2 separate regions of the Mus musculus genome follow, and region 1 is linked to region 2. Evidence: chromatin loops called from intact Hi-C (ENCODE). Cell type or tissue: left cerebral cortex. All regions are shown on one strand. Links, peaks and the distances in the headings refer to the core of each region. The heading gives the core; the rest is flanking DNA. Region 1 overlaps Gm32587 (a long non-coding RNA gene). Region 2 has its middle 47 kb from the start of Gm32587.

Evidence for each region. Hi-C counts contacts between places; a loop is a spot of excess contacts. Peaks named below come from ENCODE experiments on the same cell type or tissue, not always from the same donor. Only the 100,000 strongest peaks of a DNase experiment are listed, where the experiment ranks them.
Region 1: it touches region 2 in a loop (4-fold over the local background); 3 of 42 quality-filtered maps call a loop at or near these places.

What each region holds. Positions count from the first base shown.
Region 1 is chr14:18,471,387-18,479,999 of GRCm38, forward strand. All of the region lies in intron 1 of Gm32587 (a long non-coding RNA gene), which reads left to right. Among named protein-coding and RNA genes, the nearest start is that of Gm32587, 12 kb to the left of the region's middle. In left cerebral cortex, for the core only: a CTCF peak has its summit at 4,205 (motif pointing left); DNase peaks (open chromatin) are centred at 4,191, 4,535 and 4,983.
Region 2 is chr14:18,412,563-18,421,175 of GRCm38, forward strand. No RefSeq gene overlaps it. Among named protein-coding and RNA genes, the nearest start is that of Gm32587, 47 kb to the right of the region's middle. In left cerebral cortex, for the core only: a CTCF peak has its summit at 4,552; DNase peaks (open chromatin) are centred at 3,935 and 4,447; H3K27ac peaks cover 824 bases.

The DNA of each region.
Region 1 (8,613 bases), core at 2,646-5,145, 58 kb after region 2:
GCTCCATTTCTACTCCCGTAAAGGCCATTCATCAATCTGTGATGTGTAGAGTGCTGGAAGATGGCACTATCTGTGCATCCATGTAGGTGCAAAGACATCCAGCATCCTCAAAAATGGACTCAAGAATTGCTTGTAGAGTGCTGAAGAGCAAGGCTGTATGAAGGAGCTTCTCTTCTCTGTCACTCACTATACTAGATATTGGCCAGATTTGGTAACCACTAGGGGGATGTAGAGCAGCCAACATCACATCAATGTGTAACCCCTTTTGGCACCTCTCCCAAGTATCTCCCTGGGTTGTCATGCCTTCTCTGAAAACCTTCAGAGAAAAATAGGCGAGTTCTCTGTTGCCATTCAGGAAACTAACTTGTAGAACAGACAATGGCTACAGAAATCATCTCTGGAAAATGTGGGGCCTCTCTGCCTGAAGTGTTTTGATATTGATGTTAAACTGAGTAGATGTGCCATTTCTAAAAATGAAACTAAATTTCTATTACCTTGAAGTACACAAGACAATATTCTACTGAACTTTGGAACTAGGGAAGATTTTACTTCCCAAAAGAAAGCTGGGCACTTCTTTGAAGATATGCTGTTTAGTTATAGCATGAGGATAAATTTAATATAGAAGCAAAATAGCACAATAAACCACTCCAGGGATTGGCAATACTCTTCTGGTCACTTTACTGGAATTGTTTTCTGATTATTCTATATCTTATTCCCATGTAGTTCCATGTAATCTCCTCTACCCCTTCCAGAATAGACTTCCTCACTGAAAAAATAAGCTGCAGTTGGAACAGATGTATCCAGACTTGCTGCCTTCCACCTCTAAAACTAGCACTCAAGGGGTCGACACAGAAAGATTGGCAGATGTTTAAGGATAGCCTGGACTTCATAGTAAACACCAGCCAGACCCTGTCTCAAAAAGCAAGCAAGCCAGGCTGGAGAGGTGCCTCAACCACTAGAAACACTGGCTGCTCTTTCAGAGGACCAACATTCAATTTCTAGTACCCTTGTGGTGGCCCACAATAATCTGAACTCCAGTTTTGGGAAATTTACCCTTTCCTGATCTCTGGTGGCACTGGACACACATGGTACACAGACATACATGAAGACAAAATACTCATACACATAAAATAAAATAAAACAAAACAAACAAAATATGTAAGGAATCAAGCTCTACACATACCACATATCAGAGTGATAAAAGCCCAAAGGCTTCAGCAACAACTTCAGTCAAGACAGATTTTCTGTCTGAGTGTGTGAGTCAAGGTGGACGATGTCCTCTCTGCCACAAGCCTTTTGTGATATGAATACCACATTGTTATTCCCTTTGTTCAGTACTAGTGTGCTTGGTGGTTTAGTGGTCATTGGCCCTGCTTGATAGTAGAGCGAAACTGAGAGCTAGCTTCCTTGTCTACACACTGCCAGGTGCTGCTGATGCAGGTATGGTCAGTAAGACCTGATCCTTGAGGAGTTAGTTGTCAGGCAGCAGAAGACAGAGAGAGAGTGTATGTGTGTGTGTGGTAAGTGGTGGTTCAGTTGCCAGTTTGTCAGGCCTGTTGCCAGATGGTGGTCTCACTTGTGGGACCTCATGTATTAGTGAATTTTCACTTAGCTGTGGTCAAATCCCAACAAGAAACTACTTGAAGGAGGAAGGTTTTACTTCAGCTCACAGTCTCCCTCATGTTGGGGAAGGCAAGGTAATAGCAGTGACTGTAGCAGCTGCTGGCTCACATCTATCTGATAGACCAGAAGGCCCAGAAAGGAATGGCGGTGTTCAGCTGGCTTTTTTCTTTCCCCAGGTACCCCAGCCTGTGGTATAGTGTCTTCCACACTCAGGGTGGGTCTTTTCTCCTTAGTTAAATCTCTCTAGAAATACCTTACAGACAAACCCAAAGAAGTATCTTCTCAATGCCCCATGTGTTCCTTAGTCCATTCAAATTGGCAATAGAGATTAGCGGTTCATCTCCTTCCTGGCTCCACCTTCTCCAGCTTTCTAAGACTGTTGCCATCATCAGGCTCGGCTTACCTGCATCCTCAGGTTTCACAAATAGTTCATGGCTCACATGTTCTCAGCTTCCAACCTTTGGAAATGTCCCAGCCAAAAGCAATTTCAATCTGGGTCAAAGAGTCCAAAGCAAAGGATCCAAGCAAGGTGTTTGATCCCCAAAGCTTGAGTACACAAGTTTCCCTGAGTTCATTACAGACGAGTTCTCATTTGTGCCCATCCTTTTCAGATGTTTTAGTTAGCTGCCCCATCTCTTCTCCTGGTTTGACATTTCAGACATTCTAAGACTTCTTAACTGTGCATTTAAGAAGCTCTTTGTACACCATAAGATAGAATTCTCAGGTCTAGTCCCCACTGGGCCTGTGCATCTTCCACACCAGCTAGCAATGGCTTAATTCTACCAGAATGGTGACTTCATACATATGTTCAATTTAGCCCATGTCTAATATGTCCCAATTTTAATGCTTCTTTGGCAGAATCCTCTGCTCCATTCCCTTAGCAAGTCTGTCTGTCTGTCTGTCTGTCTGTCTGTCTCCCTAGCCTAGAGCAATTTTTAAAAGTGCAGAAAATCATATGATTGTACAACAGGCCACTGGGCCTTTTGGGGACCTCCAAGGGTTGTCAAGGGGCTCTGAGGCTCTGGAGCCAGCAGTCATGTGCACTCTTATCATGCTCCTCTCGAGGACCAGGCTGAAAGCTTTTCCTGGGATATATTGAATAAAATCTCTTGTAGCTTTCTTTTTTGAAGTCCACGGGGCTCAGATTACACTTGGCTAGGCTTTGCAAGTTTTAGCTCTCAAGGACCCCTATCTGTATAGAAAATCAGAAGTTGTAGCTGAGTTTAGAGCACTTGTCTGGCATTCATGGAATCCTTGCTTGGTTCAATCCTTAGTTTTGGTACACCACCGCTAACCAAACCAAAAACTTCCCTCCCATTCCAGGAAGGCCTTAATGGTTCAAGACCCTACCTTGGGCTCTCAGATAGAATGTACAAGACGTATGGGTCTAATTGGTAGGCAGACAGGGCTGTGACCCTGCCTGCCTTTGCAGACAGCCTGGAAAAATCCTGACCAAGTAAGCAGAGAAAGCCTGCTGGTTGATTTCAGCAAAAAGTATTCGTTGAAAGGGTATTTATTCTCTCTTTGATGATTTACCTTCTTCCTACCTTTGACTCTCATGTCACAGTCCTGAGCGGGAGCATTTGATCTTCCAAACAGACACATGTATTTAAATTTGCATCTGAAAGACACGGACTCAGCAAGAAATTGCCCTTTCCCTAGGCGCCACATGTATGGTATCCAGGCCATTCCAACTGGTGTAATAAAGCACTCTAGGCTAGGTAATTTATAAGCAACAGACTTACTCAATTTTGGAGGCTGAATGATCCGGACTTGAGCTGTGTATAGATTTGGCATCTGACAAGGGCTTGTTTCCTACAGAACAATCATTCTTTCTTTTATTCTTTTTAAGAATTTGTGTGTGGGAGCTGGAGAGATGGTTCAGTGGTTAAGAGCACTGACTGCTCTTCCAAAGGGCCTGACTTCAAATCCCAGCAACCACATGGTGACTCACAACCATCTGTAATAGGATCTGATGCCCTCTTCTGGTGTGTCTGAAAACAGCTACAGTGTACTTACATATAAATAGTAAATAAATCTAAAAAAAAAAAAGAATTTGTGTGTGTGTGGTGTGTGTGTCTGCGAATGTGTACATGCATGCTTTTGCATGTTTATGCATGTGCCACAAATGACCGGAAGGGGGTTCGGAAACCTCAGAGCTGCAAGTTACAAGGGATCAAGTTGTCTGACATGGGTGTTGGATCCAAGTATGGTACTCTGATGGAGCAGGAAGCACTCTTAAGCACTGACACATCTCCACAGGCTCAGAAACTGCCCTCCATGGTACTTATTTACATATGCACATGGCACCCTCATCACCTAACCTCTTCCTAAAACCCCTAGACCTCAATCGCATTATCTCAGAGGTCAGGTTCAACGAAGAGATTTTTTAAAAAAAGATTTATTTATTATTATACATAAGTACACTGTAGCTGACTTCAGACACACCGGAAGAGGCGTCAGATCTCATTACAGGTGGTTGTGAGCCACCATGTGGTTGCTGGGATATGAACTCAGAACCTTCAGAAGAGCAGTCAGTGCTCTTACCCGCTTAGCCATCTCCCTGATGCCCTCTTCTGGTATGTCTGAAGGCAGCTACAGTGTACTCATATACATAAAACTAATGAGTGAGATTTTAAGTGCACACACAGTCAGATCATTACTGTAGGAATTCTCCAAAAGTCAGAAACTAAGAGTTAATGCATAAATGACTGCAGGACAGAGGGTGGGAGGCAAGCTGCAAGTACCAAGCAAGGTCTGTGAGAGCAGCTTCCCAGAGGGCAATGTGGAGGTGCCAGGCCATGGTTTGTGGGCTCAGCCTCTGCCGGAAGGACAGACAGCATGGAGGGATAATGTGTTAGGATCAAGGTGACAATCTCATCAAAAGCCTGACAGCTAGTGCACTAGGGATATTCTGGGGACTTACAGGGAAACAAGATGAGAAGTTTGATATCCCTTCAGTGGCTTGATAAGTTGCTAGCATGTTTGCTAAGGCTTTTGAGTCTGCTTCATCGGGGAGATAATGTAACAGAGGTAGGAAGGAAGATTGGGCTATTTACATTTTTCCCCAAGAGGGGTAGGGTAGCTCAATATTTTCTGCTCTTTTGAATTTATCAAATTCTCCCATACCCTAGGACTGTCATCAGCTGAAGACAGAATTTCAGTACCTCCCCAAAGCAGGGTAGCTTTAGTTATTCATCCTATGTTTCTATTCCTCCCCCAAAATCCAGTACTTGTAAAAACCCCAGTGTGTAACTGTGGCTCTCGCATTAGCTGTATATGCACAGACACAGCTCTAGATGCTACCAGAAAACACATCATTGTTGGAATGCAGTCCACGTTCTCCTGTCCCGGTTTGCCTGTGGCCACCCCTTGAGACCCTCTCTTGTTCTCCCAGCAGAAGGAAATATTGTAACCTCTAAAGATCCAGAGAATTCCCCACAACCCGATAATGAGATGCCTCCTGGGTCCTTAAAATCTAGACCTTGCCACTTCCTAGGCCAGTGGCATCAGCATCCTGAGGAAATGCTGACTCTTAGCCCTGCCCCAGCCCTGCAGCCTAGAACATTTGCTTTAACAAGATTCCCACAGTTTGTGGGTACCTGAAAAGCACTGCTTACCATCCCTACCTCCCAGCGTCAGCTGCAACAGAATTCCCCCACAGTTTAAAAATAAACTGGATGCTCTGCTTTAATTTGAGGTTCCAGCTTGACATTGGTTTTCTAGAAATACCCTCAAAGGATTCAAACATGTGAGCTCTCAAAGTCAGAGGTAGTCCAGAGGTGAAACCTGCTGGGAAGGTTACAATTCAGTCTTGAGGAACCTGAAGAAGTAGGAGATATTCAGTGACAAGGGTCAGGAAACATCTATGAGCAGAGTCTTCAAAGCTCTGGAAGCTATGAGGGCTAGGCTCTTTCAATGTGTCTGTCTGGAGTTGGTCAGCAGTGAGGAGAAAGAGTTTCTCTGCCAAGACTGAGGAAGGACTTGGCAGCATTCAGAGCCACCCCGATTCGGCTTATTTGGAAGGCAGCAAGGAGTAGATGCTGGGGAAGATCAAGCAAAGAGCTTTGATGCCTGGCAAGGTCCTCACACTGTGGCCTGGTTAGGTGGCTCTCTGGCGTTGTGTAGTCAGGCCTCATTAGGATCACTTGAGCATGATTTAGGAGAAACATGCCCACCCAGGTGGCAGGAGCAGAGCATCTTGCAGGTTAAGCCAGGTTTATTTGGCATGAGTTCTTGCTATTGCTTTGGTGTGCAGCTGGTTTGGGGCTCCTGGTGCAGAGGATATTCAAGCATCTGTTGCATAGTTGCATCAAATGACTTCCAAATCTCTTCCAATGCTGTACTTCTAGTTTTTCTATGCCATCTGAAGCCCACCAGTGATATTATGGTGAGTGAACTTGGAAAATAGATTATTTCCTTATTTGGCCTCATTTGGAGTCTCAGTTTCTGTGGCAAAAATTACAAAGCTGCTGCTTGCCTACATTAATCAAGATGACTTAGGTTTTACTTGTCTGCTGCCTTTGGCATGGCAGTAGGTCTGGAGAAGGGGGGGGGGGAGAATAAACCTTTTCTATCTGTTAGAAATGTTAAATCTTCATTGCCAGACAGCAACTCCTGGCTCTATAGTAAAGGCCAGTCTGGACCTCTGGGCTGGTCTGCTCCAGAGGAGGGTAGCAAAGAGCTATCAAAAGTGTTGGTGGTAGTAATTTTCAAGGAGGTAGGTTTTATGAATTTAATGCCTCAGAACAGCTAAATTCATCTTTGAGTCCTGAACCTTGGGCCACAGAATATCTGAGTCACCAATGTTAACTTTGACACACTGTCTTAAGAGCAAATGAAGTTGTCACTTTTTCCAGAAGCAGAAATCAGGGTCCATCATGTTGCTACCTTTAAAGGGTTGACACTCAGGCACTGAACACTGGAAATGAGTGAAGAGGGCCTCAACTCCATGGAGGGTGGGCCTTGGAAGATGGGAGAGAATGGCCATAACTGTGGAGCCGATGGCTGCTGCTTTTGACGCTGTGCTCCTCCCTGAAGGGCGTTGTTTGGTTCTGTGCTTCACTCGGCTTTTAAGCGTGGTCTTGCAAGAGCACTAGTTGGATTTCAGCCATGTGGAAGCCATTTTCTTCCCAGATCTTGAGTCGATTCATTTGTCTCCAATCCTTCGAGCTTGTATTAGGGCATTGATGGCAGCCATACATACAGCTTTTGCTGCAGGGTGGCTGGGTTCTGGTCCTCATGATCCTTTCTGTTCTGCTCTACATTATCTCTTTCAGTCTGTGGGCTGTGGTCATTTCTTCAGATGCCTTGAAAAGCTGTTGGCATTGTTGTGGTCCAGGAGTCACCTTACAAACAGTACAAACAGCAATCTCAGTCAGACAGGAACGGTTTATTGAATACATACCTTAACACTGGTCAGACCATGGATATAGTTCAGATTGGGTCTGAAACTATGACGCTAAATGTCTTTTTCTGTCATCTTATAAAGGAAAAAAAATCCCACCGTGAGTTCATGCTCAGGTGCTGGTCAGCTCTGACTCAGATATTTTATTTTAGATATAACTGTTCATATTGATCCTTGACTTGAGGAGCCCTATGTAATGCTTTGTGGAATTTCTTAAGATTAACAAACCTCATACAGAACCTACAGAACATAACAGGGAATATGGTCAGCATGACCCTGCTTTGAGTCAAGTGTTTTTTTTTTTTTTTTCCTGTGTTAATGACTAGCAGGCATATTACAATAACAGTATGAAAGAGATGGCAGGCATAGAACAGAATGGCTACAGCTATGCTGGGGGTGGGCAGGGTGTCAGATCATAATAGCCATGTGGACTCAGCTCAGAAAAGTGTCCACAGAGAAGACAGCTCTAGGTCACACACCTAACCGGTAATAAATGCACTCAAGTATTCCCATGCCCAGGTTTCTCTCAGAAATGTGGCTCTCAGAGTTGAAATTCAACCTACATTCTGACAATGAAGGCCTGCTCCAGGATCTCTGCCAGCCTATGAGAAAAAAATGGCAAGAATGTTTTTTGTTTTTTTGTTTGTTTTTTAAATATAAGATACAGGTTATACACAGTTCTAGTGGCTTGTTAGTAACAGAGGGACAACAGGCAATTCTTGCTCTCGCTGAAGCTCAGACTTCATCCAGAAGCAAATAGTGATTCTTGTCCTGCTGTGGTGTTGCTGAGGTGGTGAGCTTGTAAGTGTGAGTGTGTGCATCCTGGTAACATCTCCAGCAAGAGTGTACTCTGCTACTGTCATCTGGTCCCATGACTTCAAGTGTGTCACAGTGAAGATATTTCTCTTTGCTGAGAAGCACTGGTTCCTCACATGAGATGGCCTGGCCCAGATCATTACATCTTTGTGGTACAGTAGAAAGGTCAAGTCTTTGGTGACAGGAAGGCTTAAGAAATCAATATCTAGCTCACATGGGCTTTTCAGACTCAGTTTGTTGAACTCTCTGTTTTCCATCTGTAAAGTAGAAACAAGATCAACCTTATCTCACAATGCTAAGGCTAAGCAAGCTAACCAGCTAGGCCTGACATGCTTCTGTGCAGCCCCCTGACCTGATTCTTTGCTTATTAAACATGGACTAAATCTTACTCAAAGGATGTCTGGGCATTCTTGAAGCAAAACCTTACAGCTCCCCATGCAACTGTTTATTACAGCAAATAAACATTTCACAGATAAATTCAATATAAAATGTGGATTGGCAGGGAAGGGCTAAATGAAGCTCAGATGCCGCTCTAGACATATTTGAGACTTGGAACGCTATAGATATTTTCCTACAAACCAGAATTAGTTAGGATAGCTGGCTGTCCAAACAGAAAAAAATAAAAGTAGGTCTCCACCTTGCCTTCCATATGAAAAGAAACCCTTGATGGGACTGAAGGTTTACATTTAAAAACTTAGACAGGGAGATCCTTAAACTTGAAGCACAGTCATTGATCTCTTATATGTAGCACACAAAATGTTGAACTC
Region 2 (8,613 bases), core at 3,316-5,815:
TCTCACTTTGTAGACCAGGCTGGCCCTGAACTCAGAAATCTGCCTGTCTCTGCCTCTCAAGTGCTGGGATTAAAGGCGTGTGCCACCATGCCCGGCTTAGGTTTATTGAAGGATTACTTTCTTACTTTTTCTAGGGTGTAGTTTCTGTCCTTGTATTTGTGTTTTCCCTTTATTATCCTTTGAAGGGTTGGATTTGTGGAAAGATATTGTATGAATTTGGTTTTAGCCTGGAATACTTTGGTTTCTCCATCTATGGTAATTGAGAGTTTTGCTGGGTATAGTAGCCTGGGTTTGCCCTTGTTTTCTCTTAGGGTCTGTATAACATCTGTCCAGGATCTTCTGGCTTTCATAGTCTCTGGTGAGAAGTCTGGTGTAATTCTAAATGGCCTGCCTTAATATGTTACTTGACTTTTTTCCCTTACTGCTTTTAATATTCTTTTCTTTCTTTCTTTCTTTCTTTCTTTCTTTCTTTCTTTCTTTCTTTCTTTCTTTCTTTTTTTTTTTCTTTCTTTGAGTCAAGGTTTCTCTATATAGCTCTGACTGTCCTGGAACTCACTCTGTAGACCAGGATGGCCTTGAACTCAGAAATCCACCTGCCTCTGCCTCCCAAGTGATGGGATTAAAGGCGTATGCCACCACTGCCCGGCCTGCTTTTAATATTCTATTTTTATTTAGTGCTATTGTTGTTCTGATTATTATGTGTCGGGAAGAATTTCTTTTCTGGTCCAGTCTATTTGGAGGTTGGTAGGCTTCTTGTATGTTCTTGGGCATTTCTTTCTTTAGGTTTTGGAAGTTTTCTTCTATAATTTTGTTGAAGATATTTGCTGGCCCTTTAAGTTGAAAATCTTCATTCTCATCTACTCCTATTATCCGTAGGTTTTGGTTTTCTCATTGTGTCCTGGATTTCCTGGATATTTTGAGTTAGGATCTTTTTGCATTTTGCATTTTCTTTGACTGTTGTGCCCATGTTCTCTATGGAATCTTCTGTAACTGGGATTTTCTCTTCCATTTCCTGTATTCTGTTTCTGATGCTCTCATCTATGGTTCCAGATTTCTTTCCTAGGGTTTCTATCTCCAGTGCTGTCTCCCTTTGGGTTTTCTTTATTGTGTCTACTTCCCTTTTTAGGTCTTGGATGATTTTGTTCAATTCCATCACCTGTTTGGGTGTGTTTTCCTGTAATTCTTTAAGGACTTCTACCTGTTTAGCAGTGTTCTCCTGTATTTCTTTAAGTGAGTTATTAATGCCCTTCTTAAAGTCCTCTACCAGCATCATGAGATATGATTTTAAATATGAATCTTGCTTTTCGGGTGTGTTGGGGTATCCAGGACTGGGTGAGGTGTGGAGTGCTGGGTTCTGATGATAGTGAGTGGTCTTGGTTTCTGTTAGTAAGATTCTTTCATTTGCCTTTCGCCATCTGGTAATCTCTGGCGTTAGTTGTTATAGTTGTCTCTGGCTGGAGCCTGTTCCTCCTGTGATTCTGTTAGCTTCTGTCCTGGGAGTCCAGCTCTCTCCTGAGTCTCAGTGGTCAGAGTACTCTCTGCAGGCAAGCTCTCCTCTTGCAGGGAAGGTGCACAGAGGTCTGGCATTCAGACCTGCCTCCTGGCTGAAGATGAAGGCCAGAAATAGGGCCTGTCCCAGAGATGTGTAACCTCTGCAGTCTGCGTGCTCACCTGCACAGACTGGTCTCAGAGAGACCTGGGACTGACCCTGTGGTTTCCAGATTTAATCTTTGACCCACCATCGACCCATGAGCTTGGTGACCTCCTCCTCCTCCTCCTCATACGTTATATGTGTGTCATCATCATCTGCCCTTGCTTTCTTCCATCCCTCTGCCCTTTTCTAGCTTCAGATTTCATGCTTTAGTCCTTTCTGACTACTGGAGGTTCTCTCACCCACTGCTCTTGATCACTCTTTCCTGCTTGCTGCAGAGCCTCTGCTCAGCATGCTTACCCTACCACCTGGTCAGCCCTTACCTACTGTCCAGTTTCTTTTCCACTGTTATGTCTTCTGGCCTTCATTGCTGCCCTGATCTCTGGTGCCCTGACTCCTCATTACTTCTCTCTGGCCTGTTAGAACATGAGCCAAGGGGACAAGTGCCTTTTTAGTCCTTGTCTTGGCTTACTTTCTGGTATTCAGTAGGTATTCAATAAATGCTTCTTTAATTGATGTGATTTATATTGCTAGGCATTCTAATATGTGCAAATTACAGAATGGGATGGCATAGCATGTTATAGAGAGGACAGACTTTCCTCAACATGGCCCATATATCTCCAGAGACCTCACATGTCTCTGGCTATTGTATAAGGAGGGAGACCCCACATTAGTATCCTTTTCTGAAAATGCACAGTCCTGGCAGCAAGGCAGTGACAGACTGTAACTACATGGAAGTCATTCTGGGTCCTGTGAATAGATAATTGCCATCTTTACCACTTGATCTTGTGGATACATAATTGCCATTTTACCACAGTCTCCACTGCTCCCCATAGTCTGTCTAGCTAATAGTAAGACAACAGCTTTGACACCTTTCTGGTACAAGTGCTCTACCACTGAGCTTCATCTTCAGCCCTGTTTATGTTTTTTACTTTGAAACAGGTATCACCAATTTGCTTAGGTTGACCTTGAATTCACTCTGTAGCCCCGGTAGGTCTTGAGCTAAAGAACTTTGTACCTCAGTCATCCAAGTGCTTGAGATTATAGGTGAGTGCTGTTAGCATTCTGTCTATGCTGTACCCCCACAGTTACCTGACAATAGCCAGGTAGGCCTGACTCAGTATAAAAGGGGCTGCTTGCTCCTTCCTCTCTTACTCCTGCTTCTCTCTCTTGCCCTGTTGTTCCCCCTTTCTCCCCATTCCCTCCCCCCCCCACATAGTCATGGCAGGCCTCTACTCCTTTTTCTCCTTCTCTCTTGTTTCTTTTTCTGCCTCTATTACTCTCTTAATTCCCCTCCCTATGCCCTGAATAAACTCTATTCTATACTATACCATCCTGTGGCTGGGCCCTCAAGGGGAATGGATGCCTTGGCATGGGCCCACCGAGGCGCCCCCTTCCCCCATACCTCACCATACCCCTATAGAACATATCTTAATATACAACAAATGCTACCAGCTGGACTGGCATATCTTTTCCAGGTCGAATCATACATCTCTAACACAGTAAAATCCTAGTAGCCTTCTGCTTCTATTTATACTAAATATAAGTGAATTACAACAGAATGAAAAATCAGTTGTACATCACACTTGCTGTTCCAAGGCTTCTAAACACAATGAGTATTTGAGGTGTGGCTGGTGAACCAGCAAAGATGAGAACGAATGGGTGCAGGGAGTCCTGATTGAGAGGGTGTATCTGGAAAACAGACCTGCTTTGAGTTAGTATTGTTAGGGCCCAGAACCTGTGACAAATCCATGTGTTCATAGAGATGTTTGCCTAAATATATTTCTTCTTTGGGAAAAGGTCACCCAAAGGTAACAATTTTCTTGCCCAAGAAGATATTAACTATTCCATTTTTTAAGTTATTGCAAGTGGAGATAATAGGATGATTTGGAGTTCGAGGCTAGCCTCAGCTACACTGTGTTTGAGGCTATCCTGAGCTACCTGAGGCTCTGTCTCAAAAAATAAAACAAAGGAAAACAAAAGTTTGACTCTAAAAATAGGTTTTGCCTATTGGGTTTGAAATTCTTCTGTTCTGCTCTGTTCTGTTCTGCTGTGCTCCCCTCCCCTCCCTTCCCCCCACCCTGTTCCCCCCCCCCCTTTTTTTTTTTTTTTTTTTTTTTTGAGAAGGGATGTCACTGTGTAGCTCAGCCTTGTTCTGAAACTTGCAATCCTGCCCCAGCACGAGGATTACAGGCATGTGTCACTGCACCTGGCGGCATGCTCTTCTTTCCTCTCACAATTTTATATTTGCTTCAACCATCTTGGCTGTGACTGTGTAAGATGGAAATAGAACGCTGAACTTCACACATCCCAGCAAGGGAGAGAGAAGCAGCCCCAGGACAGATAGATCAGGCAGAGCTCTACGATTAAGATGCACTTTAGCAGAGTGCCCTGACAGCAGATTCCAGAGCCAGCCTGCCTGGGGCAAAATGCTGGCCCTGTATAAGGTGTCTTACCTCTGGCAAGTTGTGTAGCTGTCTGTCCCTTGGCTGAGGATTCTGTAACTGGAGGCGAAAGTCACTATGAGGATAGCCTTTTTCATCTCCAAATGATATGCCCAGAGATGAGCCAAAGGGTGGTATATACAGCAAGACAATGACTCAAGGTCAGTCATTTTATCATCATCTCATATGCAACCCTCAGGGAAGCTGGCTTCAGAAAACTGCCTAAACAGGGGCCACCCCCTGAGAAGAGTTTCCTGGAAGGGAGCAGAAGGGGACAGAAGCTAAGGGCAAGCTGAGCTGAGGCACAAGTGTAGCCATTATTGATACCACAGGGAGTCCACGTGACTTTCAGAGCTGTCCAGCAGTTACAGCCTGGCCTTTCTGCCTGTTGTCCTTCACCACATGTGGGCCACTGTGAAGTGTACTACCAGCTGAACCGCAGGCAGCCTGCAGGGGCAGATGAGCAAGGCTGGTCTTTACTTACCAGTTACTTTTTATGTGTTAAGGATGTTCATATGCAAACATTTACACCCCAGGGAAGCACTCTCACTCCTAAAAGCCCCCTTTCCCAGCATCAAGGCAAACCAAAACCAAAACACAAAAAGCAACAACAAACAACAAAATAAAATGATCAGTCATTGACAGGGCTCCAAGCAGTAACCAGCTTCCCTGTGGCCCACTGCTAGGCTGGGCTGTCACCAGCCACCAGCATAGCCAGCAGTCATGTCCTAAGGTAAACTGCCTTTCTGCAGGTCAGACTCATCTTTCCTTTCTGGCTTCTCTCTTGCCTACAGCCTCTCTCAGCCTCTCTTTCCTCCAAGGTTGGCCTTGGTATACACTTGTGCAGACATGGAGGGAAGCCAGGTCTGAGTCCAGAGCTCTTTTACCTGTGCTGCCTGGGCTTGCCACACCCCAGAATACATCAAGGTATGTGTTCCCCCTTGCAAGTCTGAGTAGGGAACAGGCCCTTCCACAAAAGCGGGTCCCAAGGGCCTCCTTTCCAACAGCTCAAATTCCAGGGGGATTACTCCTGTCAGTGGAGGAGACTAAAGGAATCCACTACTATGACCATGAAGCACAGATCAGAATCAAGGTTTAAAAGTAAAGAAAGGTCAACTAAGCTGTAGAAGGTGGGGAAGCTGTTCCTCCGGCACCACCCTTATTACTTCTCTGAAAGAGAGGCATGCACAGTAAGCAGGTCAGTATTGGAGTTAGCTCCTTGGAAAACACACAGTGAGAAACAAGGCCCGCTGAAGCATCCTTGTTGAGAATGTCAGGAGAAGCAGAGAAATGTGTATCTACATGTGTGTATTTACATGTATTCATTCATTTGTGTGCACAGGCAGCACAGTGTGAACATAGAGGTCAGAGAACAGCTCTTGGGGGTTGATAGCCTTCTGCTATGTGGGTCCCAAGAAAGCATCTTTACCTGCTGAACCATCTTGCCAGACCATGGACTGTACATGTCTTTCTTGTTATGTCACCACATACATGGCAGGAGCAGGTTGTCAAAACCACAGGCTGAAGTGAGCATAGTGCCACCATCATGGTATTTACCACCTCCTCTTCATAGAATGAGACTGGTCCTTATGATGATTAGTGTATAACTAGAATTTCTTATTACATATTTATTTATTTACTCTATGTTGTTAGTGTCTGTCTATTACATTGCTGCCATCTTTCCTTAACATTATAATCTAATTTCTTTGGGTTCCAAGATGAACTGAAGACCAGCAGCTCTCCAGGAATTCTCCAGGCTTGAGCACAAGGTTGGAACTGCAGAGGCAAGTAGTTTTGTGGTCTGAGCAGCAGCCTGGGTTTGAGAGTCTTCAGAATGCAGATAACTGTTTGAGTGCCTAACCTGTACCATGTAAGCAAACCTAGCAAACCTCTGTCTCCTCTAAGTCACTGACACAGGAAAGCTTCTATATTCCTAACCTGTCTTATAGTTGTGCCCAGTATAAGGGAGAAAGGCGTTATTCTGGCTTCTAGTTTAAGAGAGAATCCATCATGGTATGTGGAAGGAATGTCAACAGGTCCATGAAGTGTGTCTTAGTCAGGGTTTCTATTCCTGCACAAAACATCATGACAAAAAACAAGTTGGGGAGGAAAGGGTTTATTCAGCTTACACTTCCATACTGCTATTCATTACCAAAGGAAGTCAGGATTAGAACTCAAGCCAGTCAGGTAGCAGGAGCTGATGCAGAGGCCATGGAGGGATGTTACTTACTGGCATTTTTGTTTTTGTTTTCGAGACAGGGTTTCTCTGTATAGCCCTGGCTGTCCTGGAACTCACTTTGTAGACCAGGCTGGCCTTGAACTCAGAAATCCACCTGCCTCTGCCTCCCAAGTGCTGGGATTAAAGGCATTTGCCACCACTACCCGGCTTACTGGCTTTCTTTCCCTGACTTGCTCAGCTTGTTTTCTTATGGAACCCAAGACTACCAGCCCAGGGATGGCAGCACCCACAATGGGGCCTCCCACCCTTGATCACTAACTGAGAAAATGCTGTGCCCTTACCCCCAGCCTTGAGCAGGCTGCTCAGACTTGGTTTGCCACAGTTGCTAGCCCACTTAGGGTGGAGTCTTCCCACCTAGGTAAAGTCTATTGTCCTGCCACATCTGCAGCTTTCCTCCAAGAGGCCACTACCTGCTGAGAGGCTGAACCTGTTATCCTGACACAAGCAGAGATCCTGGTATGGTGGGGGATGGGTCCACCCCCCAACCCCCCTTTATAAACTTGGACTCATCGCAGCTTTTCCCATCCAAAACCTCATCTTTCCTTTCAGGAACCCAGTAACCTGTGGCCACTGGCAGCTACAAAATGCCTTACAGCTGGATCTCATGGAGGCATTTCCTCAACTGAAGCTCCTTTCTCTGTGATAACTCCAGCTTGCGTTGAAAGGCCCATAACATGAGGACTCCCTCACATTCTGACTCAGGAGAGGCGGTATCCCAAATCACTCATGAGAAATGGTCTTGCTGCAAACTGCAAAAAGACTTTTTATTTCAAGAGCGCTCTTGGGCCCACAGTCATACACCATGCAGATCATGGCACCCCGAGTAGCTGGGTAAGGGGGTATTTAAAGGAAGAAACCACAACTCAAAAGGGTGGGAAGGGCGTTGTTGGAAAATACCAAAAGTACCAGTTAAGAGTCACAACGAAGTACAAAGTCACAAGAGTCACAAGGAATACCTGGTAATTGTGCCGAATATTTCTCAACACAATTTCTAAGAGCCCCTAACAATAGCACATTTGCATAGCGTGTTCCAGCAATGGTCAGGGTGGGTCAGGGTGACTTTCTTTGAATGAACACTCCTTGAACCCTGGAAGTGGGTGGGTGGAGGAATGTCGCTATCTGTTTTAGATTAGCATACCTTGGAGCATTGAGTTACAGAGGTCACATTCTCAAGCCTGGGCCTAAAGGCCTAGAATTTTGCTTTTGCGTTATACTTTTTCAGTGTCAAGTTGACACAAAAACCCAGCCAGTACAAGATGGTTGCTCATAGTGTGTCTACAACAGGAAGTGGGGCTGGACTCAAGGTCCATCAACCACTAGTGACTCATTTCCTTCACTGAAGGCTCTACCTCCTAAAGATTCCACAACCTTTTGAAACCTCACCATCAGCGAAGAACCAAGTTCAAACACATGAAAATATGGACTACAGTTCACATTCAAAGCATAATGATCACTGGTGTGGGCCTTGGTTTCTATATAGTGGTCATAGTAATTAGTAATATAGTAACTAACATCTGATGTTCAGGCTAGGGCGGAAAAAACAGGTTGCTACTAGAACTGAAGTTAGACCAGCAGTGTGGAATAGGGTAGGAAGCCACGGTTCATAGTGTTGGTATCAGGCTTTGCAGATCGCCTCTGAACCCAGCGATGATGGTAACATCTCCCAAGGGCAACAAGGACATCCAATGCCAGGGCAATCACCATACATTCCCAGCGTTCATTTGGATCACCTCAGACCCTCTTGAGCTTTGCTTTCTTCTCTCTTTTCTCCCTTCATCTCTGTCACCTCCTATTTGCAGTCCCCCCCCCCGCCAACACACACACAATAAAACTCTCTCACGTGGAACTGCATTGGCCTGGTGGGGTCTGTCCTGACGAAAGCTGAGATTCCAGCACAATACACAGTAAGCCAGGTGTGAGCCATTAGAGGTCTTCCACCTACAGGTGGGCTCATCTTTGTACCCTTCATTTCTCCTTGTCTTTGATTTTTGTATCACTTGTTCACCCCCAAAACTCCTGAATAAGAATATTACTCTGGCCAGGCCCAAGTCTTCCTCTATCAAGAAGGAAGTGGCCGGGCATGGTGGCACAGGCCTGTAATTCCAGCACTTGGGAGGCAGAGGCAGGTGGATTTCTGAGTTCGAGGCCAGCCTGGTCTACAGAGTGAGTTCCAGGACAGCCAAGGCTATACAGAGAAACACTGTCTCGAAAAACAAAAACAACAACAACAAAAAAACAAAAACAAAAAACAAAAACAAAAAAGGAAGTACTGATTTTTT